3 separate regions of the Homo sapiens genome follow, and all the other regions are linked to region 3. The links are chromatin loops, found by intact Hi-C in ENCODE. Cell type or tissue: CD14-positive monocyte. All regions are shown on one strand. Links, peaks and the distances in the headings refer to the core of each region. The heading gives the core; the rest is flanking DNA. Region 1 has its middle 12 kb from the start of PID1. Region 2 overlaps DNER (delta/notch like EGF repeat containing). Region 3 has its middle 61 kb from the start of PID1.

What was found. Hi-C counts contacts between places; a loop is a spot of excess contacts. Peaks named below come from ENCODE experiments on the same cell type or tissue, not always from the same donor. Only the 100,000 strongest peaks of a DNase experiment are listed, where the experiment ranks them.
Region 1: it touches region 3 in a loop (4-fold over the local background); 2 of 110 quality-filtered maps call a loop at or near these places.
Region 2: it touches region 3 in a loop (4-fold over the local background); 3 of 110 quality-filtered maps call a loop at or near these places.

Annotation. Positions count from the first base shown.
Region 1 is chr2:229,277,930-229,288,682 of GRCh38, reverse strand. No RefSeq gene overlaps it. Among named protein-coding and RNA genes, the nearest start is that of PID1, 12 kb to the right of the region's middle. In CD14-positive monocyte, for the core only: no CTCF peak of the experiment used is centred there; a DNase peak (open chromatin) is centred at 5,352; H3K27ac peaks cover 1,759 bases.
Region 2 is chr2:229,411,249-229,422,001 of GRCh38, reverse strand. It overlaps DNER (delta/notch like EGF repeat containing), which reads left to right. Exons shown (of 13, transcript NM_139072.4): 9 at 3,772-3,894. It overlaps LOC107985994 (a long non-coding RNA gene), which reads left to right and starts at 10,752. Exons shown (of 3, transcript XR_001739917.2): 1 at 10,752-10,753. RefSeq lists a silencer at 8,468-8,686. In CD14-positive monocyte, for the core only: CTCF peaks have their summits at 5,092 and 5,296; DNase peaks (open chromatin) are centred at 5,471 and 5,761; H3K4me3 peaks cover 2,186 bases; H3K27ac peaks cover 5,002 bases.
Region 3 is chr2:229,326,565-229,337,317 of GRCh38, reverse strand. No RefSeq gene overlaps it. Among named protein-coding and RNA genes, the nearest start is that of PID1, 61 kb to the right of the region's middle. RefSeq lists an enhancer at 5,610-6,690. In CD14-positive monocyte, for the core only: no CTCF peak of the experiment used is centred there; DNase peaks (open chromatin) are centred at 3,697 and 6,157; H3K4me3 peaks cover 1,353 bases; H3K27ac peaks cover 5,741 bases.

The DNA of each region.
Region 1 (10,753 bases), core at 1,891-9,890, 49 kb after region 3:
TGACAAGCACCTGTTTCAGAAGCAGAAGGTCTATCAACCAGATTTTGACAGACATTATTCACTAGGGTTAAAAATATTTGCTTCTTTTTGGAACAGTTTTTTTTAAGTTCTAAGCCATCATGAATTAATATAATAAAAATGAATTACTAGAAAAGTAAATATTTAAACGTAAAATATAAAATATAAGCCCCATTTTTATTAGATTTAAAAGACATATAATTACTCTGCCAAACTGCTATACAAGTATATCAAAATTCTTACTCTCAGTTTCTGGACTTGTCTGTTTATGGACCACATTTGTGGTAGTAATATGCTTGAAAAACTAAAGGACTTGCATCAATAAAAGAATAGACCCAGGCACAAATGAAAGGGAACTCAGTGATTTGTATTTGTTTTTAGTAACCTCACTTTTTTTTCATTAAAAAAGATCTGAGCCCTCTGTATATCACTACAAATGAAGGCTTAGGAAATAGTGTATGGGCTTATTCGCTTGTTCTGATGTGAAAAACAACTGAGTACCCAAGTTTTATTTACAAATGACTGAGGGAAAAGTTATGGGAGGAAGAATAAATGGTTGTTACAGTGAAGGAGAACAAGATTAATGCCTGAGGACTCCAGGAAAAAAAAAAAAGGAAGTGAAAAAATAAAGTGGGAAGTTACTGGGTGTTATTACTGAATCTAGTCATCATATTGGCACAGTCACTGATAACTTTCCCATGGCTACTAAGTGTTACTTTATCCTTAATTCTCTGAGGATGGTCATAGTTGATGTTGTGATGTTGTCTCTTTTCCTCAGCACTTACTGGGATAATCTATACACATCTCTGGAGGACAAATAATCAGGAATTTGTGAGGAAGATTTTGAAAGTAAAGCTACTCAGTCTGTCATTTGTGGACATTATGGAGAGCAGAGCTGTCCTCTCTGGTGGGCTGAGATGAGAGAGTCTGTATGAACCAGTATACCCAAAATAATTAATAGTTAACTCCCTAATGGCTTCAAAAAATCAGTAGTCAAATCTCCTATTTGGGTTGACTGTTCAGATCAGAGTCAAAAAAGCTCATACACTGCTAATTTTCATTATTCCCTTTTTAATCTAATTTTCATAATTCCCTTGTCATATAACTGTTGAAGAAATCTGGTCATTTGTTCTACAGTGTCCACATTCTGAGTTTTGTTGATTGAATTCCAATGGTTTGCTTAAAGTGCTTTTTTGTCCCCCATATCTTCTACAAAATGGTGGTTAGGTCTAGACCAGCACTGTCCAACAGAATTGTAATTCAAGCCACATATGTAATTGCAAATTTTCCAGTAGATATCTAAAGAGAGTACTAAGAATCAGATGGAATTAATTTCATAATAGCTTTATTAAAGATAATTGACATAGAATAAACTGAACATATTTAAAGTGTACAATTTGAAACCATCACCAGAATCAAGATATTGAATATATCCACCACCCCCATGAATGCTACTTATGACATTTGTTCATAAGTCTTTTATGGACACAATCTTTCTTTTCTTTTGGGTAAGTACCTAGGAGTGAAATGACTGGGTCATATGGTAGGTATAGGTTGAAGATTTTAGAAAACAGCTAAACTCTTCTCCACAGTGAGTGTACCATTTGACATTCCCACAAGCAGTAAGTCAGATTGATTTTAATATTATGCAGTATTTTAACTCAGTATATCCACAATATTATCATTTTAATATATACTATATTAAAATATTAATAAAGTATTTTACTTTTTGTACTAAGTATTCAAAATCCCATGTGTATTTTACCCTTATAACATATCTCAGTTCAAATTAGCCACACTTCAATTGCTTAGAAAATAATGTACAGGGCTGATCTAGATGCTTTATCTGATTGCTGTTTTTTTAAGACAAAAATCCTTAATTGTTGGTGTTTGCTTCTATAGACGAGTCTCTGGTCTCTTCCTTTTATGGTATTTAGTTTATTTGGTGTATGCAGATGCTAACAAACTGAATTATACCTTATAAATCCTTCATTAGTATTTTACATAATGCTTTTAGCAGAAACTAAATTTTTTTCTAGATTCATCGTTTCATTGAGGATTGAAAAATGTTATTTCTTATTTATTAGCTGAAATGCTTGAAAAACAACAAAAACCCTTAGCCACATCAACAATTTGTTTATCTTAAGTATAGTTTGTGTAGGTAAGTCAAGAGAAATGCTTGATTCTTTCTCTTTATTTACCAATTGTCATTTTTTGTTATTATTCTTTCCAGCTTTATTAAAGTATAATTGACAAATATAACTACATATTCAAGGTATACAATGAGAAGACTTGTTATATGTATACATTGTGAAATTATTACCATAAATAAATTAACGGACACATCCATCATCACAATTAGTTACCATTTTGTATGTGTGTGTATGTGTGTATTCCCTGTCTCTTGGCACCACACTATGTATATTGTTCTTTACTCTTTGTTTCTTGTTTAGCAATGTATCCTGGAGAACACCATAGCTTATAGAGATAGTCTTTTACAGATGTATAGTATTTCCTTGTGTGGATGTACCATTGTTTATTAATCAATTCCATATTAATAAGCATTTGAATTGCTTCCTTTCTTTTCGCATTACAAAAGCACTGTCATAAATAACCTGTGTATGTATCTTTTCATATTTTGCCAGGATATCTTTGAGATTGCATCCCAGAGGTAGGATTCTTGGGTCAATGGCCATATGGATATACAATTTTGGCAGATGTTGCCAAATTCCTGTACACAGGGATTGTGCTATTTGCATTCCCACCAGCAAAGCACAAAAATACTTGTTTCTCTACAACCTCATCAATATGTTATAAAAATATATTCTATTTTGCCAATCTAATAGTGACAAGTGATATCTTTATGTAGTTTTAATTCATTTTTTTCCATTATGAGCAAGATTGACCATCTTTTCACATTTTAAGAGCCATTTACATTTTTTTTTCTGTGAACAGTTTGCTCATATATCCTGTTTGGTGTTCTTTGAGTTATTGCCCTTTTTCTCTATTTTATAAGTTCTTTATACATTAGGAATATTAGCACTTTTCTGTGGTTAATTTTCAAATATGTTTTTCAGCTTTTATTTGTCACTTATCAATAAATAATTTGCTTACAAAACTTTTTGCTATAAAAAATTTTCTAAAGATATTGTGTCTTGTCAAATTTATAATTTTTTTATTTTCTAAATTTTGAATCATAGAAAATTTATCCTATAGTGAAATTCATTTATATTTTCTTTCATACTCATATAGATTTTATATTTTACCTATTTAAATCTCTCTTGTATTTTACATTTATCTCAATGTACCAAAAAAGAATAAATCTAGTTTTTATCTTTTTTCCATCTGGCTACTCAGTTATTCAAGTACCACTTTTTAAAAAGTTGATTATTTTCCCACCAATTTGAGATGCTATCCTTATTGTACACTAAATTTCTATATGCATTTGGGTCTGTTTCAGTATTTGTTGTTTTGTTCTGTTGGTATTTTTGTATGTTTAAGAGTCAATGCTATGAGGCTTTATAATATGTTTTAATATCTGCTAAGGCTAGACTTCTCTCCCGGCCTTATATTTTCCGAGAAATTTTCTTCCTATTTTTTTTCAAATGATAATTTAACATCTAATAAGTATCAGGATGAAAAATATAAACCTACACACTAAATTTCTTGTCCACCATGATTGGCATAAAAATGATGAGTTCTTAAAGTAGGATAAATGTGGGTTGAAAATGTATGTAAAAAACTTTCATGAAATTAGAAGCAGAATTAAAAAGCAGTATAAATTATATTTTTAAAAATCAAGAAGGTAAAAATAAATATCAATAAGAAATTATTGAATGAAAAAGTAAATATCAAGCTAAAAATTATACAGAAGTCAAATATAACATATATAATATGTATAATAATACTTTTAATACTATTTATTTACTAATAAGTCTGTGGTAAATAAGGTTTCAGATTTTTTGAAAATGCAAAAGAAGGAAAATGATATTAAAATATTAACAGTAAGAGTAATATGTCAGTGAACTATAAACAATAAAGAGCAAGAAATCAAAGTAAATATAATTAGATAGGAACAAACAAGATATCTTAAATTTCATAGAGAATTATTTTATATTTGTAAAATTAGAATTACTAGTAAATAACAGTAGTACTGAAACTATGATCCAAGTAATATTGCAATGACATTTATGTCTCAAAAAATGTTTAACATATGTGGAGAAAAATGACATAAACATGATAGAAATGGGACATTTTGATTCTAAAAGTCATTCTGGAAGAAAAGGTAAGGAAACAGAAAAATTAAATAATTACAAAGTAAGATTAAAAGACATATTACAGTGTGTATTGCTAAAAGCAAGAGTATATTTCTCCTGAAGCACATATGAAGCATTTTCATAATAGGCCAAATATTCACATATACAAAACCGTAATAATAATAATTTATTATAATATACAGTAGTATAACATTGTCTGATTGTAATACAATAAAAATAGAAATAAATAATATAAACTTGAAATATTTTGACAACTCAGGCCCAAAAATGCTGTCTAAATAAGTGTATGTTTTATAGAATTATGAAGAACATTTTAACTAAAATGTATGAGATGTATAAAAAGTATAATCAGAAAAAAATTATTGCCTTAAAGCCTTTTTGGCATTCAATAGCAAGCATATTTAAAACTATTTGTCTTATATGGGAATCTTAAAAGAATAAAACTGTGACTTACAGTGAAAAAATATTATTAGAGGATGGTATAAGGGACATAAACAATAAAACCAAAAATTCTCTGACCATTGTAATCAATAAGTAACTGAAGCAAAATTAGAAGTTGGAAAGGGAATAGCACTTAAACATAGAGATTTAATATTTATTACCTATGGTAATAAATTTTGAAATTAAATATGCAGCAGACAGTTGCATTAAAAAGAGGGATATGAACAGATAACTTATAAAAGAAATACAACTATTTTAATATCAGAAAAATGTTCAATTTCAGTTATAATTGAATAAATGCACACTAAAATAATAAAGCATTTTGTTTTTAAAGTTGTTAATAGAGTTGAATGAAAATATCCAATGCTAATGATGACATGATATTCTCATATTTTGCTGCTGACTGTATATTTTCACAATCTTTTTTGGAGACAATTTGGTAACATGTACTAAGAGTCATAAAAGTATTCATATTGTTTGCATAATTCTTGGGGAATATTTTTTAAGATTAAAACACATTGAGAAATTGGGGGATGACTATTCTCGTACTCTTTGCTGGATTTACGTCAACGTAGTTTTAGGAATTGCTTAAGTGAAAAAGGGATTCCGTACAGTCACTCAGGAACTGGCTCAAAAGACAGTCTGTGGTCAGTGCCAAACCACAGAAAGGGAGTGAGCTCAGACGATGATAAAAGAAAGGCCAGTGCCAAGACTCAACCCAGGGATGTGGAGTGCAGGTCTTAGGAGTAGAGGAGACTTTGGAACCACCACATTGGGCCATTTTCCTTACCTGAGCCCTGGTGGATGGTAGTCAACAGCCTGTGCTTTGGAGACTGACTAGCAATGTTTGAATCCTGGCTTATTAGCTCTGTGTGACTCTGTATAAACTTACTGTGCTTCAATTACCTGTTTCATAGGGTAGAGGTAATATAGTGCCTGGAGTTGTTGATAGGACTAATGAGATAATATATTTCAGATATGCACAGCTCAGTGGCTGGCACAATTTGACCACTAGATAAACCCTGGGTCTTATTTGTTGCAATATATCTGCCAGAGATTCTAGAGGTCTGGTCCTAGCCTACCACTAACTAGCCAGTTGAGTTTTTACACATCAGTTAATCTTTCAGAGAGTTGGATTGTATTAGATGGTCTCTCAGGTCCTTCTAGACTTAGAAATTTGTTGATGAGACAGTCCTGTCTAGCCTAGTGCCTAAGAACTTGAACTACTGGAGCCAGACATGCCTACATATGAATTCCAGCTATGTCTTTTGCTAGCATTGTGAGTTGAGGTATATTATTTAATGCTTCTATGCCTCAGTTTTGTCATTTGCAAAATGGGACTCATAAGAGCGCCTACATCATAGGGTTGTTGTGAGGATCCAAGCGGTGGTAGAAGTAAGACGCAGAGCCAAGTGGCTTGCAAAGATAAGGGTTTACCAGAAGGTGGGTTGGTGTAAAAGCAATTGTAGTTTTGCCATTAAAAGTAAACGTAATAGCTGTTAGGTTGGTGCAAAAGGAATTGTGGTTTTTCCATTAAACTGTAATTACTTTTGCGCCAACCTATTAGTGATTGTTATTATGGTTTGAACATGGTTAGAATCACACTACCACGGTTTCTGGGCATTGGTAGGGACATTAGAAATACAATCATTCCGATTTCAAATATTCTATCCATTGTCCACATAAACTATAATCTGTGCTGAGAATTCAAGTACTATTTCACGGGAAAATTTCTTGCTACTAGGTAGGTACAGAATTCCGAGTAATCCCAATACTCAGAAAATAAGGTTACTGTTTTTTTTTTATTTTTGGCTCAGAAAATAAAGTTACTGTTCTTAGCAATCACTCGCTATACATTTAAACCATGGCTAGAGGACAGCTAGATGGATGTTAGGCAGAAATGAGGGTCAAGGATGATAACATCCTATGGAAAATACGACAGGATAAATGGAACTGGACTCACAAATGGAACCCATTAGGTGGAATCCCACTGAAGTAGTTTGTGTTTGAAATTATCCAGTTCTAGGGAAACTTGTCGGGACTGATACTACCACCACTAGCAGTATAACAATGATGTTCTTAGCAACCAAGGATTCATTATTTTATGGGATGAGATTTCCTTTTTGCCTTCTACCAACATATTAGGATATAAAATAACTTCTAATCTCGCTCCTTAACCTTATGCACCATATTTGGAGTTGGAGATCCCCAAAGGGCAAATCACACAGCTACTCCTATTCTGAAAATAGATTTGAATGATGGTGAAGAAATGTGAAGCAGTCATGGGCCTTAAAGAATCCCATTAGTGTTATTGATGTACTACATTATATACTTTTAATGGGATCATTAGCCAAAGAATAGAATAATAAAATTTTAAAGCTCGAGCAGAGCTTAGAGGTAAACGAATCCAAATCATTTATTTTACAGATGAAGACAATGAGACTGAGAGGTGAAGTGACTTTCTCAAAGTCACCTGGTGCTGTAGTGGCAGGGATGGGGCTGGTATCCAGACCCGGACTCTGCACACACGCCTGTCCTTATTGATGTTTGAAGACCATAAGCTTTCTTACATTTCATGAGGACATCACAGGACAGTGATTAAGGAGGAATGTTTATGATGTTTATAAATTCATGTTAAACATACCGTAGATTAACAAAGCAAGGACTCTTTCCTTATCCACTCTTATAATATTAATGATCCTTTCAGTGGGTGGAGGGGAATCTCAGAATTGCAAAATGATGGATCTCAACCCTGAAGCTAAATAGTGAAAGGCTCAGTAACTCGCCAGAGACTAAAACTTGGAAACATTTCCACTGTATCCCTTAATTCCACACAATGTTCTAAAACTGGATTTTTAATTCCATTGAAGAATTATATATCAGAGAAGGAAAGATGAGAACATTGACTCACTGTAGGTAGCCCAAGGAAGCAAGGGTGACTGCCTGCTGACTGCAGCGATCGTAGTGGGAACATGGAGGGCCCAATGTTTAATGTATTGTCAGTAGGACAGAATATGACCCTCCATTAAAATATTCAAAATTTAAAAATTCTAGAACATTGTATTTATGTAAAGATTAAGTGGGACTGTTTCTGTGGTTTTAGTTTCCGGTGAGCTTTTGGAATGATAATTGAACTCAGGTCTGTCTGACTCTGGAGGCTCCAGGTTTCTTACAGGTCTCTTTCCCTGAGGAAGCTTATAAGGAAAGATGAGTGGGAGTCAGCACAGCCTCATCAATGCACCGTGACCTGGAGTCAAGGCCCCACTGATGCGCATCATCTCCCTCCTTAGTTACCCATTCCAGGTTTGATTCAACCTCGGCTGGCAACCCAGCTGGTCTTAGCAGTTCACTTGATGAGATGACCCGGGCCATCATACCTGAAGGGACCTCAACTCCTGGTCACCATGTCCTTCTCAGGCCATGACTGCTGCATTTATTTATTTACTGTTAAAACTGGGCAGGGGAGTTCTAAGAGATACCCTAGTGTATCACATGAATGTCAAAATGAAGGCCTCCCTGCCTGTGTTTATAGGAGCAGCCCTACATCCTCTCCATAATGCAGGTCAATGACCCCTGCAGCAGGATCAGTATTTTTCTTGACTGCTGACCTCTCAGCATGTGAAATCAGAAGTAACTGGGCATGGCTATCACTTAAATCAAAAATAATTTTTAAAATAAATTCTTTTGAGGTATAATTTACATGAAATTAAATGCATGTGCATTAAGTGTACAGTTTGGTGAGTTTTGATTCATCACCATCACAATAAAAATCAGGAATATTTCCATTATTTCAGAAAGCTCCCTCATGTCCACTTGTATTCAATTACCACCCGCCCCCTGGGATTCCCCACCTCCAATCCTAAGAAACTACTAATCTTCTTTCCATCACTATGTGTCTATATATAAGCTTTGCCTGTTCTAGAATTTAATATTAATGGAATTATATAATATGGAGTCTTTTGTATCTAGTTTCTTTTGCTCAGCATAATGTTTTTAAAAATAATTTTAAGTTCCAGAATACATGTGCAGGATGTGCAGATTTGTTACATAGGTAAACGTGTGCCATGGTGCTCTGCTCCACCTATTAACCCATCACCTAGGTAGTAAGCCCCGCATGCATCAGCTATTTATCCTGGTGCTCTCCCTCCTGCAGCCTCCTGCAGCACCACCCCCCACAGGCCCCAGTGTGTGTTGTTCCTCTCCCTGTGTCCATGTGTTCTCACTGTTCATCTCCCACTTACAAGTAAGAACATGTGGTGTTTGGGTTTCTGTTCCTGCTTTAATTTGCTGAGGATGATGGCTTCGAGCTCCATCCTGGTCCCCGCAAAGGACATGATCTCATTCCTTTTTATGGCTGCTTAGTATTCCATGGTGTAGAGGTACCACATTTTCTTTATCCAGTCTATCATTGCTAGGCATTTGGGTTGATTCCGTGTCTTTGCAATTGTGAATAGGGCTGCAATGACCGTACGCCTGCCTATATCTTTAAAATAGAATGATTTATATTCCTGTGGCTATATACCCAGTAATGGGATTGCTGGGTCAAACGGTATTTCTGGTTCTAGATCCTTCAGGACTCACCACATTGTCTTCCATGATGGTTAACCTAATTTACACTCCCACCAACAGTGTAAAAGCATTCCTATTTCTCCACAGCCTTCCCAGCATCTCTTCTTTCTTGACTTTTTAATAATAGCCATTCTGACTGGCGTGAGATGGTATCTTATTGTGGTTTTGATTTCCATTTCTCTAATGGTCAGTGATGTTGAGCTTTTTAAAGTAATCAACATAATGTTTTTAAGGTTCATCCATGTCATTGCATTTGCTCGTGGCATGTTCCCTTTTACTGCTGAGAAGTATTCTACCGTAAGGACGTACCACAATATGTTCGGCTATTTACCTGTTGATCAATGCTTAGGTTGTTTACAATTTGGCCTATGATGAATAAAGCTGCTATAAATACTTGCATCTTTGTGTGGACATATGTTCTCATTTTTCTTGGGTAAACACCTAGAAGTGGAATTGCTGGGTCATATGATAAGCATATGCTCAACTTTATAAGAAACTACCAAACCGTTTTCTGAAATGGTTGTGCCATTTTATGTTCCAAGCAGCAATGCTGAAAAGTCCCCATGAGATGGCTCTTTCTTTTTTCCAGATTCTTAAGGCAGAAGCTTAGATAACTGATCGTAGACATCTTTTCTTTTCTAAATATAAGTTCTAAATTCTTCTTGAATACTGCTTTTGCTGCATACAACATTTCTGATAGGCTGGTTGTTTATTATTATTTAACTAAACATATTTTTAAATTTTCTTTGTGATTTTTTTCTTTAAACCACAGATTATTTAATAGTGTATTGTTTAATTTCTAAATATTTGCAGATTTTCCAAAGCATCTCTCTGTTATCCATGTCTAAGTTAATTCTGTTGTGGTCAGAGACCATATTTTGTATGATTCCAATTCTCTTAAAGTTACTAAGACTTGTGTTATGAAGCAGTGTATGGTCTATATTAGTGAATGTCCATTTGCACTTTAAAAGAGTGTGTATTCTGCTTTTGTCATGTGCAGTGTTTTATAAAAATCAATTATGTTAAAATAGTTATCTTGCAAAGCAGAGTTAGATGCATCTTTCACGAGCAAGGAAAGCGGCACTACTCTCAATAGAGAAGTGGGCCATTTCTCAAGGTGCAGAGAGATGGAAGAACCTGGGAGCTCAAGATTTCCAAAGGGCAGAAACCTGTGTTCACAACCTAAGCCTCAGGGTTTCACTCCTTCCCATTAAAGGTTCTGAACTTGCCACAACACTTACTGGACTGGTGAATTCAATCTTCTCTGGAGCTCCACTGTCTGTATAATGAATTCCTGGACCTGATCCTCAGCTTTCTCCCTCATTTAGCTGCAGGAGATGAGGGTCTCTGTATATGCTGCAAAGGAGCACCCTGGCTTTCATACGAGCCATAATCACTAGCAGCATTTCCATGTCTTTCTCTGATGCATCCACAGCACTCAGCAATAA
Region 2 (10,753 bases), core at 1,735-9,734, 85 kb before region 3:
TTTTCATATTGCTAGTATAAAAAGATAATGATACTGTTTTCAAAAATGGAAACAATTAAAGATGATCTTGCAAAACTTGCTTGTTTGATTTTTGTCTATTTAAATGCCACCTCAATTCAGAGGTCAAAGATGCATGCAGGGTTATGGTTATATATTACCCTTCCATGTTGATTGTTAAAAGATCTCCTAGGAGGGCAAATGCAATTGAAAAGGTGCTGCTGGTGATTGTACTCCACAATGACCTCAAAAAGCTTCTCATATTAGGAGAAGCAAAAGACACTTAACTCTTTACATATACATGGATATATATGTATATATTTTTACTCTCTCTCCCACTTTCTCTCTCTCTCTCTCTCTATATATATATATATATTTCATGTTGTATGTTTTTTACCACTATATATATTTTTTATGTTGTGTATTTTTTACCCACTATATATATAGTAGGTAAAATATAGATATAGAGATATAGATATAGATATACAGATAGTGGTAAAATATATATCTGTATATAATAGTGGTTAAAATATGTATATTTAATAATACATATATATTTATATATATAGTGGTAAAAAAACACAGCATTAAATGTACCTTCTTAACAAATGTTTAAGTATACATTACAGTATTATTTACCATACACACACTGTTTTCCAGCAGATATCTGGAACTTATTCATCTTGCATAACATCTTGCATAGTTAAATAGCAGCTCTCCATTTTTCCCCTTCCGCAGACCCTGGCAATCATCATCATTCTACTTTCTGCTTCTGTGAGTTTGACTATTTTAAAAATACATCATATAGGTGGAACCATACAGTATTTGTCCTTCTGTGACTGGCTTATTTCATGTAATGTAATGTCCTGAAGGTTCATCCATATTGTAGCACATGACAAGATTTTCTTCCTTTTTAAGGCTGAATAATATTCCATTGTATTATGTACCACTTTTGCTTGACCTGTCCGTTCTTCTGTCAATGGACATCAAGTTGTTTGTACTTCTTGGTTATTGTGAATAATGCTGCAATGAACATGAGAGTGCTATTACCTTCTCCAGATCCTGTTTTCGATTCTTTTGGTTGAGTACCCAGCAATGGAATTGCTGGATCATGTGGTGGTTCTATTTTTTATTTTTTGAGGAACCTCTGTAGTTTTTCATAGCAGCTGTACCATTTTACCTTCCTACCAACAGTGCACAAAGGTTCCAATTTCTTCAAATCTGCCCCAACACTTGTTATTTTCTGTTTTTGTTTGTTTTGTTTTGTTTTTTATAATGGCCATCCTAATGGGTGTGAAGTGATATTTTGTTATGATTTTAATTTGCATTTCCCTGATTTTTAGTGATGTTGATTAGTGATGTTATTTTCATATGCCTGTTGGCCATTTGTATTATTTTGTACCTTACATAACTGCCAACTCAAAATGGACTAAAAGCTTAGATGTAAGGCCTGGAAGTATAAAACTTCTAGAAGAAAACGTAGGGGAAAAACTTCATAACATTGGCCTTAGGAATGACTTCTTGGATATGATATCCGAGGTACAGGCAACAAAAGCACAAATATACAAGTGGTGCTTCAAACTTAAAAGGTTCTGCATAACAAAGGAACAATCAACAGCATGAAAAGGTGACCTATGGAATGGCAGAAAATATTTGCAAACAATACATTTGATAAGGGGTTAATATCCAAAACTCTTGTTAAAAGAAAGATCTTTCATTGAATCTAAATCAAGAATCAGCAAACTTGTTCTGCGCAAAGGGCCAGACAGTAAATATTTAGGCTTTGCAGGCCATATGGTCTCTGTTGCAACCACTCAGTCCTCTGTTGTAGTGTTAAAACGGCCATAGACAATATGTAAATGCATGACTGTGGCTGTGTCCCAATAAAACTTTATTTGCAAAAACAGGCTGGGATAGATTTCATCTGTGGGCCATAGTTTGCTGACCCCTGGTCTAGAACAGAGTTTCTCAACCTGGCTGTATTGTTATTTTTTTCTGGATAGTCTTGTTGTGAGAGGCTGTCCTGCGCAGCCTCCTGTAGAACTGTAGGATGCTTAGCAGCACTCTTGACTCTGCCTACTAGATGCCAGCAGCAACCCCTCCCCCTGCCTCCAGTTGTGACAACGAAAAATGTCTCCAAACATTTTCAAATGTCCTTTGGGGGACAAAATTGCTGCTAGTTGAGTACCTCTTATCTACATGATGAAAATAATCTAATGAAGGGTAATAGAAATATTTCCCTAAAGTTACAAAAAGTAGGGTAACATACTACTTTTCAGAAGAATTGAAAACTATAGTATATTTGTCTTAGGTAGGTCAAGGGCTCCTCAAAGGGGCCATTATCACAACCTAAATTTGGAAAGCTGTTCAAAAACAACTGAAATGGCAACATATTTGAAAAGTGCTCTGTTAATAATGCAAATATGAGCTTAACCTACTTTTATGATAGGCACAAGAAACAAAGCAGTTCAACATATTAGCATGTTCTAATGGGACTTTCTGAGTTTGAGAGTTGGTTGTGAGCTGGAAAGGCTAGGGAAAAGCTAGTAGTTCTAATTCCTACTTGGATAAGGGCTTATTTTTTCTGCTTATCTGAATTCAGAACGAACACAGTCAGTGTGACTTTTGAAAACACTCACATGTTTTTCATTGTTTGGACAGGGCTGGACAAAAATGGCCTGGTTTCACTGCAAATTGGCAGTAACACATGTTTTCAAAAGTTGAAAACAGCATAACCCTCATGAATGAATCTCAAAGAATGTTGTCTTCTTGTCCTTTAGAATAAACACCTGTTTTGCAAATAGGAGGGTAAAATCCACTTTATCAAGAAATTGTGGGTTTATTTTCTCTTCACTCACATGATTATTTCTTTAGTAATTTAAACATTTAGGTACAATTTAAAATATTATAATTTATATAATCATATCTTTAAACAAGCAATAACAACAAAAATACCCTCACATTTCATCAATAATTTCAGTTAAGCATTTTGAGCTAATTTTCTTTTCTGACTTGAAAAGGAAATACAGATATACTTTTCTAATGTGGCTCTCACACTTTTTGTTTTCTTTTGTTTTTTTTTTGAGATGGAGTTTTGCTCTTGTCGCCCAGGCTGGAGTGCAGTGGTACAATCTTGGCTCACTGCAACCTCTGCCTCCCAGGTTCAAGTGATTCTCCTGCCTCAGCCTACTGAGTAGCTGGGATTACAGGCGCCCGCCACCACGCCTGGCTAATTTTTTGTATTTTTAGTAGAGACAGAGTTTCACCATGTTGGCCAGGCTGGTCTCGAACTCCTGAGCTCAAGTGATCAACCTGCCTCGGTATCCCAAAGTGCTGGGATTACCAGCACTTTGTGGTGGCATGAGCCACCACACCGAGCCAGGTTCTCACTCTTGAAGGGAGCTGTTTGCTCCTCCCCTGCCGTAAATCCTGCTCATTCACTATCTCTGATGGCCACAGCAGACACACTCAGTGACTGGATCACCCTAACACCAGCACTGTTGGATGCACTATGATGAAAATGTCAGTGGATAAATGGAATCACTTCTTTTATACTTGGGATCATGAAAAAGTGTGATAAGAACAGGCGCTTTCTTCATAGCCTTCCCCCAAATCCACCTTTCAACTTTACCCCAAGAGATCTAGCTCCTGAAATCCCATCTGTTTATACCATACTTTCTAATGAATACCCCCAACTGCCTTCCTTGCAGGCTGGTCCCGCGTGGGTTGTAAATGGGATGCATTTGACAGTGGGCCTTTCTCTCTGTCCCTCAGGTTACCATGGCCTCTACTGTGAGGAGGAATATAATGAGTGCCTCTCCGCTCCATGCCTGAATGCAGCCACCTGCAGGGACCTCGTTAATGGCTATGAGTGTGTGTGCCTGGCAGAATACAAAGGTGAGAGGCCGCCTGGCCTTCCTGTGCCAGAATGGCTCTAAATGACGTCATGTATTTCTCAGTGTAAATGCATAAACCTCTAATTGGACCATGAATTGTTCAGAATAACAATCAAATGCTGAAGCTGGCATGATTAATCGGTCCAAGGAGACCAATTTGCAAGTCTCTGGTTTCTTCCTGATAGATTGAGAAACAACCCCCTTTCCTGTCCTGTTCTTTGTGGATCCTCGCTTTCTTTTTTATTGAATGTGTAAAAAGCTGAAAACAAAAAGTAATATTAAGATGGACTGTCAGACATAGGTTAGAGACCATGGCTGTGAAAACTGTGGAAGAGGAAGGATGCCGTCCTATAAAGCTTCTTATGCAGAGATAGAATGCTGTGCTTTCTTGGGGAGGAGGCAGGCGGAGTCCCATGTATCAGCAAGTAAGTTAATGCTTATTAAAAACAGGCGACATTGACAGAGTGTTTCCAATGTGTGGACCCCGTTCTAACCCCTAATGTGCATAGCTCACTAAATCCCCCCGAGAACCCTATGAGGTGGACAGTAATGCTCTTCCCCTATAAGCCTGGTCAGCGTGGTTCCTAAAGCCCTTTCCCAGCATCTTCACTGGCCTCTGGCCACGTTTTGTGGATGGCAAGGCTTCCTGGAGCCCAGATATCCTCAGACGGCCCTGTTCCAGGAGAACCTATTTATCAGCTGTTGCACACATTTCTCTAAGCCATAACTACGGGGCCGGGTTTAGATTTTGGAATGCGTTTGTGGGCTCTATTTATAGCCATTTCATTCAACCGCTTGCTCCTATTGCTGCTTGCTTGATGCCATCCACCTGGCTGGAGACCTTGCATTGCCCTCACCGTTGCTTCTCTTTGGATGAACCTACCTTTATTTAGTAACCTTTTTGGCAAGTCTCATGGCCTTGTAGGCTACACTGAAAACTTGATTAAGCTCCTGGATAAGAGGGCTGAAGCTGGGCCAGGTCTTGACTTTGTGTTCCACAGATCTGATGCTTCTGTTGGAGTATGACGTTCGGTTAGAACCAAACTCCACTAACATCTACCAGGACACAACAGCAGATGTGCTGGCTTCATTCTCAGGCTTCTCAGTTCTGAGTCTATCTATCTATTACCTTTCTCTCTACATATCTTCAACCTCCTTCTTTCCCCTTGCTCCTTTCCATGTGTATAAATATTTTCATGGATTTCTTACTCTGAACAAATGAAGATTCTAGGAAGATGGCAGCTCACATTGACATTCAATATCTCTGATCCCTCCTGACTCTCTGCTAGGGATGGCTCAATAAGGTAGATGACCCTGAATGGGGTCATCTGAAGATTTGGGGTCTCAAGAAAGGGTATGTGTGCTGGGAGCCTTTGCTTAACCACAAGAACAGGGGATGAGGGCTCCAGAGAGAACTGATGACTCAATGAACAGATTAGTCCAAAAAAATCCTTCAGCTTATAGAGAGGAAGTGCATGCTGTAATTGTGCTGCGTCTGACCCTAGGAGGCAGAGGGGTGTACTGATCTCATGGCTACGGGCTGCTGTCTAAGGAAATTGCACAGTAGGCTGAGCTGGCCCCCCCATTTTTTGTGGCCTTGAGAACACCAAACTGGGAGGCCTCTCTCTGCCTCATGCCTTAGTACACAGGGCCCCATTGGCTGCCCATCCATCCCTGAAGGGGAATGTGTTATGTTGTCTGTCTCTGCCAAGATTTCCACCCACTAGCCTGGCCAGTACACTAGCCCACGCCAGCAACTCAGAGAGGGAGAAAAGTTTTGGGAAATAAAAACAAAAATTGCAACAACAGCTCTAAACACTCAAGAAAGGAAGTGAAGAAAGTAATGTACACTACTCAAAATTGAATTTGGATCTGAATAAAAAGGAGGAACTAGTGCATGAGAGAATCAAAATATGAGGAAGTGGAAACCACGAGTGAAAAGACAGGAAACATGGAGAAAAGATTTGAGAGATCTGCTTCTGCCTGAGCGATGGGTGCTCCAGAAGAAGGAGCATGTGGAAATAGAAGCAGAATTAACTAACTCCTAGAAGGAGGTGTCTGTGAGGTGAAGAAAGTCTTATTTTCAAATAGAATGGGCTCACAGGGCAGTAATGGGATTAATGAAGGAGATGATACACAATTTGAGATTTCCTGGTAAAATTTGTAACTGCAAGGATAAAGAGAATTTTTTACAAGATTCTTCGAAGGGATCACAGGTTACATACAGAAGAAAGAGAATCAAATCGGCATTGTACTGCCCCTCTCTATCATGAGGTAAAGAATAGCAGAGCAGCGTTTCAGACTTTTAAATGAAAAGGACTAGGAGTTTGTTGTTTATATTTGAGGGCAAAAGAAAGACATTGCCATACATTCAAGGATACAGAAAATATAGCACCCTATACCCTAAGATAAGTACCTTAATAAGCATCGCCACCAAATAGGAACTAAATCAAAACAAAGATATCCAGATAGGGGAAGATGGAGAATGGAAGGAAGAGATGTATGCCTTTAAATGCAGGCATAAATCTAAATATTTGATATTTATGTGATTGTGAATGGTAATATAATGGTGAAGGAAAGTCTCTTGAAAAAAGTAGATCCGCCTTCTGTATCAGCTATCTATTGCTGCATAACAAATCAGTACCCGGTACTGGCTTAAACAACATGCTTTTATTACCTAACAGTTTCCTAGGTCCAGGTGTGGCTTAGTCAATTCCCAGCTCAGGGGCTCACAAGGGTGAAAGCCAGGTATTGACTGACTGAGCTCTCATCTGAGGCTTGAATAGTGAGAAATCAGCTTCCAAGTCCCCTTAGGTTATTGGCAGAACTTATATCCTCGTGGCTGTAGGATTTGTGACAGCTTGCTCTTTGAAAGCTAGCAACTATGACAGAGACCCCACTGCTTCCAGTCTTGAACTTCCGGGAAGGCCTGGACTTTTTTTTTTTGTGATGGAGTTTCACTCTCATTGCCCAGGCTGGAGTGCAATGGTGTGATCTCGGCTCACACCAACCTCCACCTCCTGGGTTCAAGCGATTCTCCTGCCTCAGCCTCCTGAGTAGCTGGGATTACAGGCATTCACCACCATGCCCAGCTGATTTTGGATTTTTAGTAGAGACAAAGTTTCTCCATGTTGGTCAGGCTGGTCTTGAACTCCCGACCTCAGGTGATCCACCTGTCTTGGCCTCCCGAAGTGCTGGGATTGCAGACATGAGCCACTGCACCCAGCCTGGACCCTCTTAAAGGTCTCACCTGGTTAGGCCAGGCCCACCTGGGAGGAACTCAAAGTCAACTGATTAGGGACCTTAATTGCATCTTCAAAATGTCTTAACTGCCATTTGCTCTTGGTTGGAAGCTCACACTCAAAGGGAGGGAATTACACAAGGGTGTGACTCCCTAGGGGTCACTCTAGGCTGTGTCCACCACTCTTGCTCTTAAGGAAAAATTTCAACAAGTAAAGTGGTTTCATATTATTTAAAACAAAGCCATGTGTTGAAGGGGGTGAGGATAGGAAAGACTGAAAGGCATACAAGTGTGTTAAACATTTCACTCCTGGCTTGGTGTGGTGGCTCGCACCTGTAATCCCAACACTTTGGGAAGCTGCAGTGGGCAGATCACCTGAAGTCAGGAGTTCAAGACCAGACAGTGAAATCCCGTCTCTACTAAAAATACGAAAATTAGCCAGGTGTGGTGGCGGGTGCCTGTAATCTCAGCTACTCAGGAGGCTGAGGCACGGGAACTGCTTGAACCTGGGAGGTAGACGTTGCAGTGAGCTGAGATCACACCACTGCACTCCAGCCTGGGTGACAAATCCAATGGGCAGATAAAGTGTTTATTTAATTTTAGTATATTTATAAAGACTTTTAGGTTTAGGTTTAAATAAGGCTGCTGAAAACAGGGAGGTAAACCCTAGTAATGTAGCAGTAAATGGTAGAACTTCTAAACTAAGAGTGGTGGGGACATGGGGAGGGTAGGTAGAAGGAATTAAAGGAGAGACAGGAGGATCTAATCATGCTCTTCCACCCAGAGGAAGAGTGAGGGGAAGTGAGAGGCCACATGATCCTGTGCTTTTCTCTCCGTGGGGGGATGGACATTTTCCCCCTTTTGGAAATATTTTTGCCAATATATATTTACATATCGTATGTCTGTATACATTCAGGAAACTGTCAGATGGATGGGTTTAAATTCCTAACTAGTACTTACCTGGAGTTAGAACTTAGATAGGTAGTATTTTAGGGATAAAGTTAAGCTTTAACTTTTTACTTTATATATATACTTTTTAAGTGGTAATTTTTACTGCTTAATATTGATATTTTTTAAACTATATATATAGTTTTTATATTTTTAGGAGGATATATATAATATAACTATATATAACACTATATATATAACACCCTCTCTATGTATATATATTTATCCTCCTAAAAAGAATGAGTGCAATAGGGAGTCAGCCAAATATATAGCTAAGAACATTTTGAAAAAGGAAAAAAGGCCGGGGGCGGTGGCTCACACCTGTAATCCTAGCACTTTGGGAGGCTGAGGCCGGCAGATAATGAGGTCAGGAGTTCGAGACCAGCCTGGCTAACATGGTGAAACCCCATCTCTACTAAAAATACAAAAATTAGCCAGGCGCTGTGGCACATGCCTGTAGTCCCAGCTACTCAGGGGGCTGAGGCAGGAGAATCACTTGAACCCGGGAGGCGGAGATTGCAGTGAGCTGAGATCGTGCCATTGCATTCCAGCCTGGGTGACAGAGCGAGACTCCGTCAAAAAAAAAAAAAAAAAAAAAGAAGAAGAAAAAGAAAAAGAAAAGCAATGAGGGGGAACTTCTGCCAGATGTTGAAAAACCCACTATAATGCTGCAATTATTGTTACATTCATATATTACCCTAGCAAGAATGGACAGATAACCAAAACTGAAGAATGGCCCAGAAACCATTGTCTATAATAATAATGTAAGACTCTTAGAGAGGAATTGCTAGGAATGAGAAGGGAATTCTTTTCAAATAAGCCCTTCTAGAAAAACTGGGCTGCTAAAGAAAAAAAAAGTTCTTAGACTTCTAAGTAAATTCCATATAAATAATAATTTTAAAAACCTCTTCTTTGACTTTTTGTGTCCCTGCTGTGCTTAAAGTCCCTTTCTTCCCTTTTGCTTTTTCAACCATGGCTCTTGGCCCTTGTCCACATCATTCCACTAAAAGAGGTTTCAGGAAAATTCATGGTGAAGTAATTGAAGTCATTTGGTGAAATCTATGAAGCCTCCCCTTCCACTTCTGACTCAGCCAGCGTTCCTGTCCCTTTGCCCCACTGAGCCCTGGGGTCCCTCTTGCACGTCGCCTTGCTGTGTCTTCTGCAACTTCATTCCTGACGGGGTTCTCCTCTCTGCCCTCACTAAGTCTTGGTCTCCCAGATGCCATGAATGACGTGGGTCTCCAGGCCCCTTTCTCTCTCCCTCCTCTTTGCTTTCATCCACTCCTATGGCTGTATCCACTGTCTGAAATGTTGACCCCCAAAGAGATGTGGCTTCTTCCTCCTTTAACTCTCTATTTTCTTTCTATTTGCCATGACAATTATGTTTAGCCTTGTATTAAATTCTTTTTGGTTTCAGACTTTCTTCTTCCCTATACTAAATCATAAGCTCTGGAAAGACAGTGACTACATAGGCTCTTTTTCTTTTTAAATTCTCTACAGCTCTTACTATGGTGGCTCGCACAGAACAAATGCTCAATGGCTACCTTTACTTGAGTTAGAACTACTGTTTAACACATGAATTAAGTAAAGGAAACCAACTTAAACATTTTCATGGAATGTAAGTCTTCACTGTAGATTATGGAATTGTTAGAAAGCAAAATTCATGGAGGACCTCTGTGTAACCCGTCTTCAGACAAACCAAAATACTGCTGTGTCCTTCAAAACTAGTTCAAGCCTGGTTTGTGACGGAACGTCTAAGACTTTGTTAAGTGTTCATACCTCATATTGTCAAAAGGTTAAGGAACAGCCCCATAGTGATTGATTTTTATTTCTAGAAGATCCAATGAAATGATCAACAATATATATATTTGAAATTTTTGGTGATACAATTTAGAAAAAAAATTCGATTTTTAATTTTGAAAATAATATAACAATAATAAATATTTAGAAGAAAAGAGAAAATTCATAATTACTCATGTTTTTACAACATAACATGAGCCATAATAATCTGTGTTGCTTCCATTCTGATTTTAGTATCCATGTTTTTACTGTTCAATAATTGAGTATACCTACAATTTTATATTGTTCTGCTCACTCATAATAGGATATTATGTTTGATTTATGTATTGCTAGGAAGTCTTACTAGTTTTATTTTAAATGGCTTTGTAATGTTCCCATGAGAGAATACTTATCCATTGCTTTGTTGTTACATGTGATGTGGGGCTATTACAAATATTTCTGGAATTAATATCTTTACATTGTTTTCCTACTTTCCAGATTTCTTTCTAGGGATAGAGTCTCAGAAATGAGATCACTGGATTATAGATTTAATTACATTGTACATTGTACCTACTTTTTTTTTTGAAACAGAGTCTTGCTCTGTCACCCAGGCTGGAGTGCAATGGCGCTATCTTGGCTCACTGCAACTTCTGTCTCCCTGGTTCAAGCAATCCTCCTGTCTCGGCCTCCTGAGTAGCTGGGATTACAGGTGTGTGCCACCATGCCCGGCTAATTTTTGTATTTTTAGTAGAGACGGGGTTTCACCATGTTGGCCAGGCTGGTCTCGAACTCCTGACCTCAAGTGATCTGCCCGCGTTGGCCTCCCAAAGTGCTGGGATTACCGGCGTGAGCTACTCTGCCTGGCCTGTACCTACTTATTTATTTTTAAAGG
Region 3 (10,753 bases), core at 1,935-9,934:
GTAAAGAACACAGATTATAGAATAATAGAACCTGACATAATATAGCCTTAAATATAATCAGAGAGATGGGTTGTGAGTGGGTTGGTGATAGAGGGAGACTGTTACATTTTCTAGACCCAAATTTATTAGCCTCATTGTATTAGGTTGGCACAAAAGTAATTGTGTTTTTTGCCATTACTGTTGTGCCAACCTAATAGCATCATCTGCATTATCTTGGAGTTGGTTTAAAAAATGCAGAATTTGACCAGGTGTGGTGGCTCACGCCTGTAATCCCAGCACTTTGGGAGGCTGAGGTGGGTGGATCACCTAAGGTCAGGAGTTTGAGACCAGCCTGACCAATATAGTTGAAACCCTGTCTCTACTAAAAATACAAAAATTACCTGGGCATGGTGTCGTGCACCTGTAGTCCCAGCTACTTGGGAGACTGAAAAGGGAGAATTGCTTGAATCTGGGAGGCGGAGGTTGCAGTGAGCCGAGATCGCACCACTGCACTCCAGCCTGAGTGACAGAGCAAGACTCAGTCTCAAAAAATAAAAAATATAAATAAATAAATAAATAAATAAATAAATAAATAAATAAATAATGCAGAATTTCAGGCCTCACCCCCAGACCTTCTGCTTGGAATCCACAGTATAACAAGATTCTCAGGTGTGTTGAATACACATTACATGTTGAGAGAGGCATTGTTTTAGACAAGCCTGGGTTGACTGAAACATTAAAATCACCATGTATTACTTTCATAACATGTGAATGAAATTTTTAAAAATTATCTGAAAATGTAAGTGTTTATAAATAGTAATTATCTATATAATTTTTGCTGTAACTGTTACTTTAATCCAAGCAAGTTTCTACTGCCTGTGAAATATCTCTGCAGAGAACCAGAGAGCAAGTTGGGCCTGAATTGCGTCTGCTGAACACATTCTAGGTCTAGCCATTTCCCTGATCCACATCAGTCCCAACTCTTCCACCATCCTGTGTCTGCCTGTCCCTCCCAATCCGTCCCCACAGAATCAGGACTGAGTGTGCCTGCCAGATGTGTGCATGTCGCTTGGGGCCATGGTAGCTGCGTGCTCAGGCTCAGATGATGACCTGGAATATGAGCAGCTCTTCCGTGAGCTGACCACGTTTGCTGAGCACTAGAAAAGCTTTGCAGAGTTTGGTCTGGTCAGTTAGAAATCTGGCTAGACCAGGGAAATGCTATGGTTTACTGGATTGTAAATAACATTGAACAGATCCCTTCTTCTAGCAGTTTCCAAAATAGTCTGTCATAGGCTGCTCAGTGCCCTGGGGAATTTTCAGTGCAGGGCGAAGCCAGGCTCTGTTGGTTTTGCTAATAGGATAAACAGTTCTCCTCCGACTTGCAGACTGGCAGCAACCCCACTGCAGCTCCCCCTGGGCCCTCCCACATCCTGTGAACCATCCTCCAGGAGAGGTAGAGGGTTCCAGAGGTAGGGGCATAGAGTGGGATCGGAGAGTTTGTAAGTCTGGATCTCATGCAGGAATCTTACTTTTAAAGAGAGAAGAGGGGTCCTTAAAATGAATAATGGAATATTATTTTAAAAGTCCAGGGCTGTATCTGTTGAGCACCCTTGAAAACCAACCCCACACTTACCTGTATGGTCCTTAATTCCCGGATCCTGGTGAGAAACAATCCATAGTGAAATGCTGGGGCTTAATGGAGTGTTAACCACTCACAGGGTTAAGGCGGGCCCAAGCCCGATTAGCAGAATGCAGGATGAAATCTTCACCTCCATGGAGAAGGAGACTGTCACCCTGGATGACCTAGCCTGGCTGCTCCTGCTGGTCTGACAAAGATGAATGAGAGGACAAGTTCTGCTTTTGATGAGACTCAGTGAGGTGATGTCTGCATTTTATTTAAGGTCACAAGCAAACACTTTGCTCTTGCCAGAAACCAATGTGTAAACACGACCGCAGAAGAAACACGCATCCTAGGAAGGACCAGTCTGTTGACGCTTGGAAAACTGATCAGACCCCCACATCGAGAGCTCTGTTCTCTCAGATTCTGCAGGGTTTACTTATTATTTTATTTTATTTTATTTTGAGACAGAGTCTCGCTCTGTTGCCCAGGCTGGAGTGTGGTGGCATGATCTCGGCTCACTGCAACCTCCGCTTCCCAGGTTCAAGCGATTCTCATGCCTCGGCCTCCCAGGTAGCTGGGATTACAGGCCGATGCCACCATGCCCTGCTAATTTTTATATTTTTAGTAGAGATGGCTTTTGCCATGTTGGCCAGGCTGGTCTTGAACTCCTGGCCTCAAGTGATCCACCTGCCTTGGCCTCCCAAAATGCTAAGATTACAGGCCTGAGCCACTGTGTCTGGCTCTGCAGTGTTTATTTTTAACCCAGTTTCTGATCTGAATGTTCTTCAATTAAAACAAAATGCCCTTTTAATTTCAAAAAGTTGCATTTCCCTCAAAGAAAATGTCTGTTGTCCTCTGGTTCATTGCCTGAGAATAAGCCACATTCTCTGAAGTAAGAGCAGAAAGTGAATGCAGGCAGTCTCATTCTGGTGTGAACTGAGGGTTGGTGCGGAGAAAAGAGGCACTAACATGGGGAAGGGGCAACCGCTGGCATCTTCCAGCTCCGTCCCACATGAGTTCCTGGTGGCATTTTGTTGGGACATGGTCTCTGGGCTAATCTGGAAGAGATGGAAAATGAACTCAATTCTGTCATCATGTGTTACAGAGAAATTCCCCAAACAGCAGGTTGTCCCATGTCCATGCATAGGCTGCCCCTGCATCCCTGGAACACCCAGTGCCCTCCTCTGTGTCACTTTCTCCCTAATCTGGCCACCTCTGTCTGAACAGTTTACACTCTTCTCATACTGATTGCTCCCCTCACTCCCAGACAGTGCTAGTCTCAGCAGGGCATCACATTTAAAGAAAAACTAGCTCAGCAGAATACGAAACCATGGGAGACAACTTATATCTTTATTATAGCCTGTTGAGGAAACACCTAAAGCTGTGATGTGTGTTAGGGGCAGGCATGGGGGCAAAGAAATAGCAAAGTTTCTTAAAAATTATCTGTTGGAGGCCGGGCGTGGTGGCTCAAGCCTGTAATCCCAGCACTTTGGGAGGCCGAGGCGGGCGGACCACGAGGTCAGGAGATGGAGACCATCCTGGCTAATCCGGTGAAACCTCGTCTCTACTAAAAATACAAAAAAATTAGCCGGGCATGGTGGCGGGCGCCTGTAGTCCCGGCTACTTGGGAGGCTGAACCTGGGAGGCAGAGCTTGCAGTGAGCCGAGATCGCGCCACTGCCCCACTATCTGTTGGGGCTGGGCTTGGTGGCTCATGCCTGTAATCCCAGCACTTTGGGAAGTCAAGGCTGGTGGATCACTTGAGGTCAGGAGTTCAAGACCAGCCTGGCCAACATGGTGAAACCCCATCTCTACTAAAAATATAAAAATTAGCCAGGTCTGGTGGTGGATGCCTGTAATCCCAGCTACTTGGGAGGCTGAGGCACAAGAACCGCTTGAACCCGGGAGACAGAGATTGCGTTGCAGTGAGCCAGCATGGTGCCACTGCACTCCAGCCTGGGTGACAGAGTGAGACTCAGTTTCAAGAAAAAAAAAAGTCCTCTGTTGGCACTTTGGTTACTCTCAGTATCTTTCATTTGCATTTCACCCCTTCCCCCTCAAATGCAGCTCTCAATGAAAGCATTCGCCAAATGTGGCCGGATAGTTCCTTTACTGTAGTTTCACAGTTGTCAGAATAAAGAACCAGCAGGCCTGAGTTTCACTCTCTACCCTCCCATTCCCAGCGGTGTGTTTCTGGGTACATTACCTAATCTTTTTTCCACATCTATAAGATGGGGACAAAGATTACATGAGCTGATACCTGTAAAGCACTTAGAACCACGCCTAGCATCTGGTAAGTGTGGTAATGTGTTTGCTGTAATTATTATTCATTTGGCCTCCCGCCAATCTATTCTTCTCACCAGCTAGTCTTATCTTTCCTTTCAAAAGTAAAATCCCTTGGGCACTCTATCTTCTTATTTTCCACCTCCCAGTACCCTAGATATGTCTACTAACGTGGGGGTGAGAATGCAGAGAAGAAGAAGCAATGGAGCCTCACATAGCAATACTTTTCCTCCAGTCAATCTGCATTCTAAACTCCTATTCATTCTTTAAAAGGCAGACAGACATCACCTTCTTTGGGTGACCTCTTTTGGTCTTCCAGAGAGAGCCCCTTCCTTCCTTTTCTTTTTCTATTTTTTTTTAGAATCAGAGTCTCACTCTGTCACCAAGGCTGGAGGTGGAGTGGAGTGGTGCCATCATAGCTCATTGCAGCCTCCAATTCCTGGTCTCAAGCGATCCTCTCACCTCAGCCTCCCGAGTAGCTGGGACTACACGTGTGTGCCACCACACCTGCCTAATTATTTTTAGAGATGGGGTCTTGCCATGTTGCCCAGGCTTGTCTGAAATTCCTGGCCTCAAGCAATCCTCTCTCCTTGGCCTCCTGAGTTGCTGGGATTATAGGCGTAACTCCTTTTTAATGAACCATATCTGCACATCTTTCTCCTACTGCGCATGTTACGTGGAGTTGAGATTATTTGCTTGCCTTTTTATCAGCAACGCTAAACTGTGAACACCTTGAGGTGGAACATCTATGTTTTTTAGCACAAGGGCAGCATTTGGCACACAGAAGGAGGTCCATACATTTGGTTGAATGGAATTGAATGAGACCCTTAGTTACTTAGGGGAAAGGCAGAGGTGCTGTGAATTTGGTGGGGTGTGTGGCTACAGAGGATGGCATCACATAGAACTATGGGGTTGTCTATAGGGGAAGGTCACATGGAATTGCTTGGCACTTGGGATAGAGATGTTTCTAACTGCAGCAATTATGCTCTGAAGGGCTCCTCTCCCTGAACACGAGATTAATGAGTGCTATTGACAGCAAATATGATAATTATCTAATGATATTCATAAGTGTCTGAAATACTTGGCACTGTGCCTGTGACAACTTGGGAGCCATTTTCCATTTACATCTTAAAGTGAATCTAACTCATTTAAAAATAATAACAAACCGACCACCGTTGATAAAAACCATAGGTTAGATAAGCATTTAGTCTCCTCTACTGCCCCTCTGCAATTATGCATATGGAGGCTTCCAATCCTAAGCAGAGGCAAAGCCTTCCCCCGCTGACTGAATTTAGTCTCTAAGAAGACTGGCAATGGGAGCAAACTAAGGCCTCTTTAGAACCTGCATTGTTAGAGAGCCAAGCTTTTAATTAAAATACAACTGGGTACAAACCTGTACAGAAGCCATACTTAAGGGAGACACAAGTTTTGCAACCTCACCCCAGCAGTCTTACGTTGGGAGCAGGTGGTGCTGGAGGGCAGACACATTGGAGGTGCTGGAAGAAGGTGGTCGTGACTGGTGGGGCAGGTAGGGGTCACCATTCCACGTTGAGGTCCAGGATGATAGAAGTGCTTCAGGGGCAAGGAGAGGTCCTTCACTAAGGTAGACCATGCACTCAGATGTTGCCCACGGAGAAGGTAGTATGGGGTCAACATCTGCCAAAGGACTATCTAGCTGGAGTCTCAGAAAGACAGGAAAGTGAGTTCTCCAGAAGAAGAGGGTTAGGCCACAGTTCTTACGGATTCAGGTGCAAAAGATGTGATTTACCCCTCGATACTTAAGTACAAAAACGTCAGGTGTTTTCCTGAATCAAATTTAGCCTGACTTAGGTCTTAGCCTTCTCTTTTTGATAATGTACAAAATGCCAGAACTTACACAATCTTGAAATGTTGATAAAGAGCCTGGGGTCTCTGGTGGCCACTGAGCTACTCAGGAAATAGGCAGCAAGGCTCATCAGAAGATGTGGGAAGAGAGGGACCAGGTGATTTGCCCAGAGTCTCACAGCAGGTAGGTGGGCCAAGACTCACACACGGCACTTTTGTCTCTTACCAGCCCAGGCCATTTGTCTTCTCTCCTCCTCCTTGTGCCAAATCCATTCAACAGAATAGGTGCTCTCAGTGAGTCTCTAGTGGAGAAGTTTTCAAGTAGCCACACAGCAATTACGCAGTGCCAGCAATTGTCATATCAGCCCTAAGAAAGGTTTTGAAAGCTGCAGTGAAAGGACTCCACGTCTCCAAGTCTCGTGCTCAGAGAGTTCAGAAACCAAATAGGAAGTGAAACCACAGGACCATCTGCAAGAGAAAAAAATAAAGAAATGAGGAAGCCAGGAGGGGGAAGCATGGAAATGAACCCTGACCAGGGTACTGATGACAGTTAAATAAGGGCAAGACTTGATGAACGATGGGAAGTCTTGGTTGTATTAAGAACCAAAGGTTACTTCAACAAGCATTTACGGAGTGACTTTCCTGTGCCAAATCCTATGCGAGGTGCTGAGGATATAAAGATTAATTAGACCTCCAGCTCATTGCTGAGTCCAGAGACTATAGTATTTCACAGATTCAATCACAGATATCTGTACAAGGCACAGAACCCATTAGGAAGAAAGAGTGATTTCATAGCTCATGGGGTGAATGAAGGCATAGCTCATATGCCAGCTGTCTGCTGTCCTTTGAAATAAATAAAACATTTTATTTATTTCAAAGGACAGCTGGAAATATTTTATTTACTTATTTTTATTTAATGTACTTCATCAAAAATAATTAACTCCAGGCCCCTAGCTCATGATTAGGGAACAGCCAATGGACTCTCCAAAATTTCTGGCAACTTCCAGGGTCTCACAGGCTCACAGTTCCTTCTGACTCTGAGAACCCAACAGAGGTCAGACTCACAAGACCATGTGTCTCACTTTCTACAGCTTTTCTTTCCTGTGCTCCATTCTGACCCAGATATGGATCTCATCCTTTTTCTACAAAAAGCTTTCACACAAGCTGGAGTTGGATTAAAAAATAATAGTATGGCGAGGCACGGTGGCTCACGCCTGTAATCTCAGCACTTTGGGAGGCTAAGGCAGGCAATCACTTGATATCAGGAGCTTGAGAGAAGCCTGGCCAACATGGTGAAACCCCATCTCTACTAAAAATACAAAAATTGCCAGGCACAGTGGTGCGTGCCTGTAATCCCAGCTACTTGGGAGGCTGAGGCAGGAGAATCACTTGAATCTGGGAGACAGTGGTTGCAGTGAGCTGAGATCGCACCACTGCACTCCAGCCTGGGCAACAGAATGAGACTTTGTCTCAAAAAAAAAAAAAAAAGAAAAGAAAAAAAACACCCAAAAAAGTATGGAGATGAACACTAAAGAATAGGAATAAATCACCCCCAGTCAGAATTGGCATTGGCTGTTAAAAGTTTCATGTGACTACTTTACCAGCTGAAAATCAGCTCTTCACACAAGGCACATGTAGGTCAACTGAATTTAATGAAAATATGTGAACATGGCTTTTCCACTTAAATGACTGAAAATCTAATATGACTTAGTCCTATCTTTAAAAGTATTTCAGCCTTCTCACCATGGGAATTCTTCACTGGCCAACTTGCCCAGAAAACTGCTACCTTCCTCCATCGCTGCTTGATCATCTTTCCTCCAGAGCCTCTTTACCAATCCATGACCAGCATTTTTCCAAAATTCATTTTAATTAGGTACAATTTCTATACAATAAGATAAGATGCACCCATTTTAAGAGTGCAGTTTGATGAGGTTTGACAAAAGTATAAACCTATTTAACCAACACAATCAGTATCTAGAACATAGCCGCCATCCAAAAAGCTTCTTTACGTCCATTTGTGGTATCTTTCCCACCTCTGCTTCCAGGCATGCATTGATCTGTGTTTGGCTGTCTACTTAAGTCTATGTATTTTATGACATACAAATGGGATCATACAGTATGTACTCTTTTGTGTCTATGAATCACTTTATGAGTTTTAACAAAGCAGTTGCCCATGATTGCTCCTTTTTATTATTTAGTAGCATTCCATTGAACAAATATACTACAATTTGTTTATCCATTCACCTGCTGATGGACATTTGAGCCTTTCCCCTTTTTGATGATTACAAACGATGCTATGAACATATTTGTACAAGTCTTTGCATGGAAATACGTCCTTATTTCTCTTGAGTGAATACCTAGCAGTAAAACTATTGAGTTGTATAGCTAAGTGTGTATTTAACTTTATAAGAAATTGTCAAACTGATTTCCAAATAAGTTGTTCAATTTTACATTTCCTCAAGCGATGCACAGCATTTCCAAATACTCTACGTCCTCATCAAAATTGGGTATTGTCAGTGTTTTTAATTGGGTATGTCAGATACCATACTTATCACCCACTTGGGTGCACAACTATAGTGTCTCATTATTATTTTAATTTGACTAATGATGTTGAGCATCTTTTCCAGTGTTTCTTGGCCATTTATATATATTCTTCATGAAATGTCTGATCAAATCTTTGCCCATTTAAAAAATTGGGTTGTCTTTTTATTATTAATTTATAGCATTTCTTTATATACTCTGAACACCTGGCCTTTGTCATTTATCTGTTTTGTATCTATTTTTTTCCAGTCTGTGGCTCACCTTTTCATTTTCTTGTTGCAGTCTTTGGAAGGCATATGTCTTTATTTTTTATACAGTCCAAATTATATTTTTTTCTTTTATGATTTATATGCTCTGTCTTCTCTCCAAGAAATCTGCCTTCCTCCAAATCATGAAGATTTTTTCTTGCATTTGTTTCTTATAGATGACTTTAATAGATTAGCCTTTACATTTAAGTCTACAATACTGTGATTGAGTTAATATTTGCAAATGGTGTAAAGTAAGAGACAATGTTCATTTTCTTCCAAATGAATATATAGTACCATTTGTTGGAAAGAAAATCCTTTTGAATAGCTTTGATATCTTTGCCAAAAACCAGCTGATGATCTGATTGGTTCTCTTTCTTGACTCTGTTTTGGCCACGTTGATCTAAATGACCATCCTCACACCAGTGCCACTGTCTTTATTACCGTAACTATACTGTTTTGAAATCAGCTGGTGTTAGTTATATAACTCTGCCCATTCCTTTCAATATTATTTTGGCAATTCTAGGTACTTTTGTTTTTTATATACATTTTAGAATCAGCCTGCCAATTTCTAAAAACAAAACCTTCTGGGGTTGCCTTAAATCTATGGGTCAGTTTGGGTTGAAATAACATATGACCAATATTGAATCCTCAAATCCACAAATATGATGTATGTGTCCATTTTTCAAAGGTCTCCTTTAATTTCTTTCAGCAATTTTATATAGTTTTCAGAGTATGAGACTTCCACATGTGTTATTGAATTTGTCAGTAATGATTTCATGTTTTGATGCTTCTATAAAACTTCATGTTTGACATTTCATTTGCAAACTATTTGTTGTGATTATATAGAAAGATAATTGATTTTTATGTATTTCAGGCTACACGTTTTCTTGAAATTTTAAAAGAATTTTCTGTACTCATCATTATGTCATCTTTCAGTAAATGCAGCCTTCTTTGTCTCCATTCTTTCTGCTTTTTAGTTCCTACTGAACTCTCTAGGACTTCCAGGACAATGCTGCATGGAAGTAGTGTTGGTATATATCCTTGCCTTATTCTTCATCATAGAGGAAAAAGCATTCAGTGTGTCACTGTTAAGCATATTATTGAACACTTTTCATATATTCCTTTTATCAGGTTTAAGAAATTCCCTTCCATTTTTAGTTTATGAGAATTTTGCCATAAATAAGTGTTTAATTCTGTTAAAAGTCTTTTCTGCATACAATAAGGTGGTCATATGATTTTTTTTAACCTTTATTCTGTTAATATGGTTGAATTTATATTGACTGGTTTTCTAATGTTAAACTACCCTTTTATTCCAGGGATAAACCATATTTGAACATGAAATACTTTTCTTTTTATGTATTGATGGGTTTTTTTGCTAATATTTGGTTAAATATTTTTGAGTCTACATTCATGAGAGCTACTGGTTTGCTATTTTCTTATAGTATTTTTCTTGTTTTTCTCTGATTTTGAAAGATTTCTGTAGAATTGGTATAATTTACTGTTTACTTTTATGATGAAATTTACTGGTAAAATCATTTGGCCTTAAGTTTTCTTTGTAGAGTTTTAAAATGATAAATTCAACTTGTTTGATAGCTATAGGCTATTCAGGTTTTCTATTTCTTCTTTGGCCCTGGTCCTATTTAATTTTTATATATCTTGAGATTAGCTATCTAGAAATCTTTTGGTTATTGGGTTCTGATTTCAGTTCTCTGTAATTAATCTTTATTATTTCAGCCTATTACATTTATTCAGAATTTTAAAATGATTCAGCATATAATCTATATTGGAAAATTTTCTTTAGGCATTGAAAATAATGTGTATTGGAAAGAATGTGTATTCTACTATAGTTGAATAAAATGTTCCATAAATGTTAGTTAGGTCAAGTTGCTTGATAAGATTATTCTCATTGATTTTCTGGTTTCTTGTTCTTTCAATTACTGAGAGAGCAGTATTGAAATCTTTAACTATAATTGTGTATTTATTTCTACTTTTAGGTCAGATTTTGCATCACTTATATTACATCTCTTTAATTAGGTGTATATACTGTTAGGAGTGACGTCTCTTTAATTAGGTGTATTCACTGTTAGGAGTGATATGTCTGCCTGATGGATTGATTCTGCTTATCATTATGAAAACAATTTTTTACCCCTGATAATTTTTTCTTATAGCCTATGTTGCCCATTACTGATACAGCTATGCCAGCTTTCTTCTCATTAGTGTCTTAGTCCATTCAGACTGCTATAACCAAATACCATAGA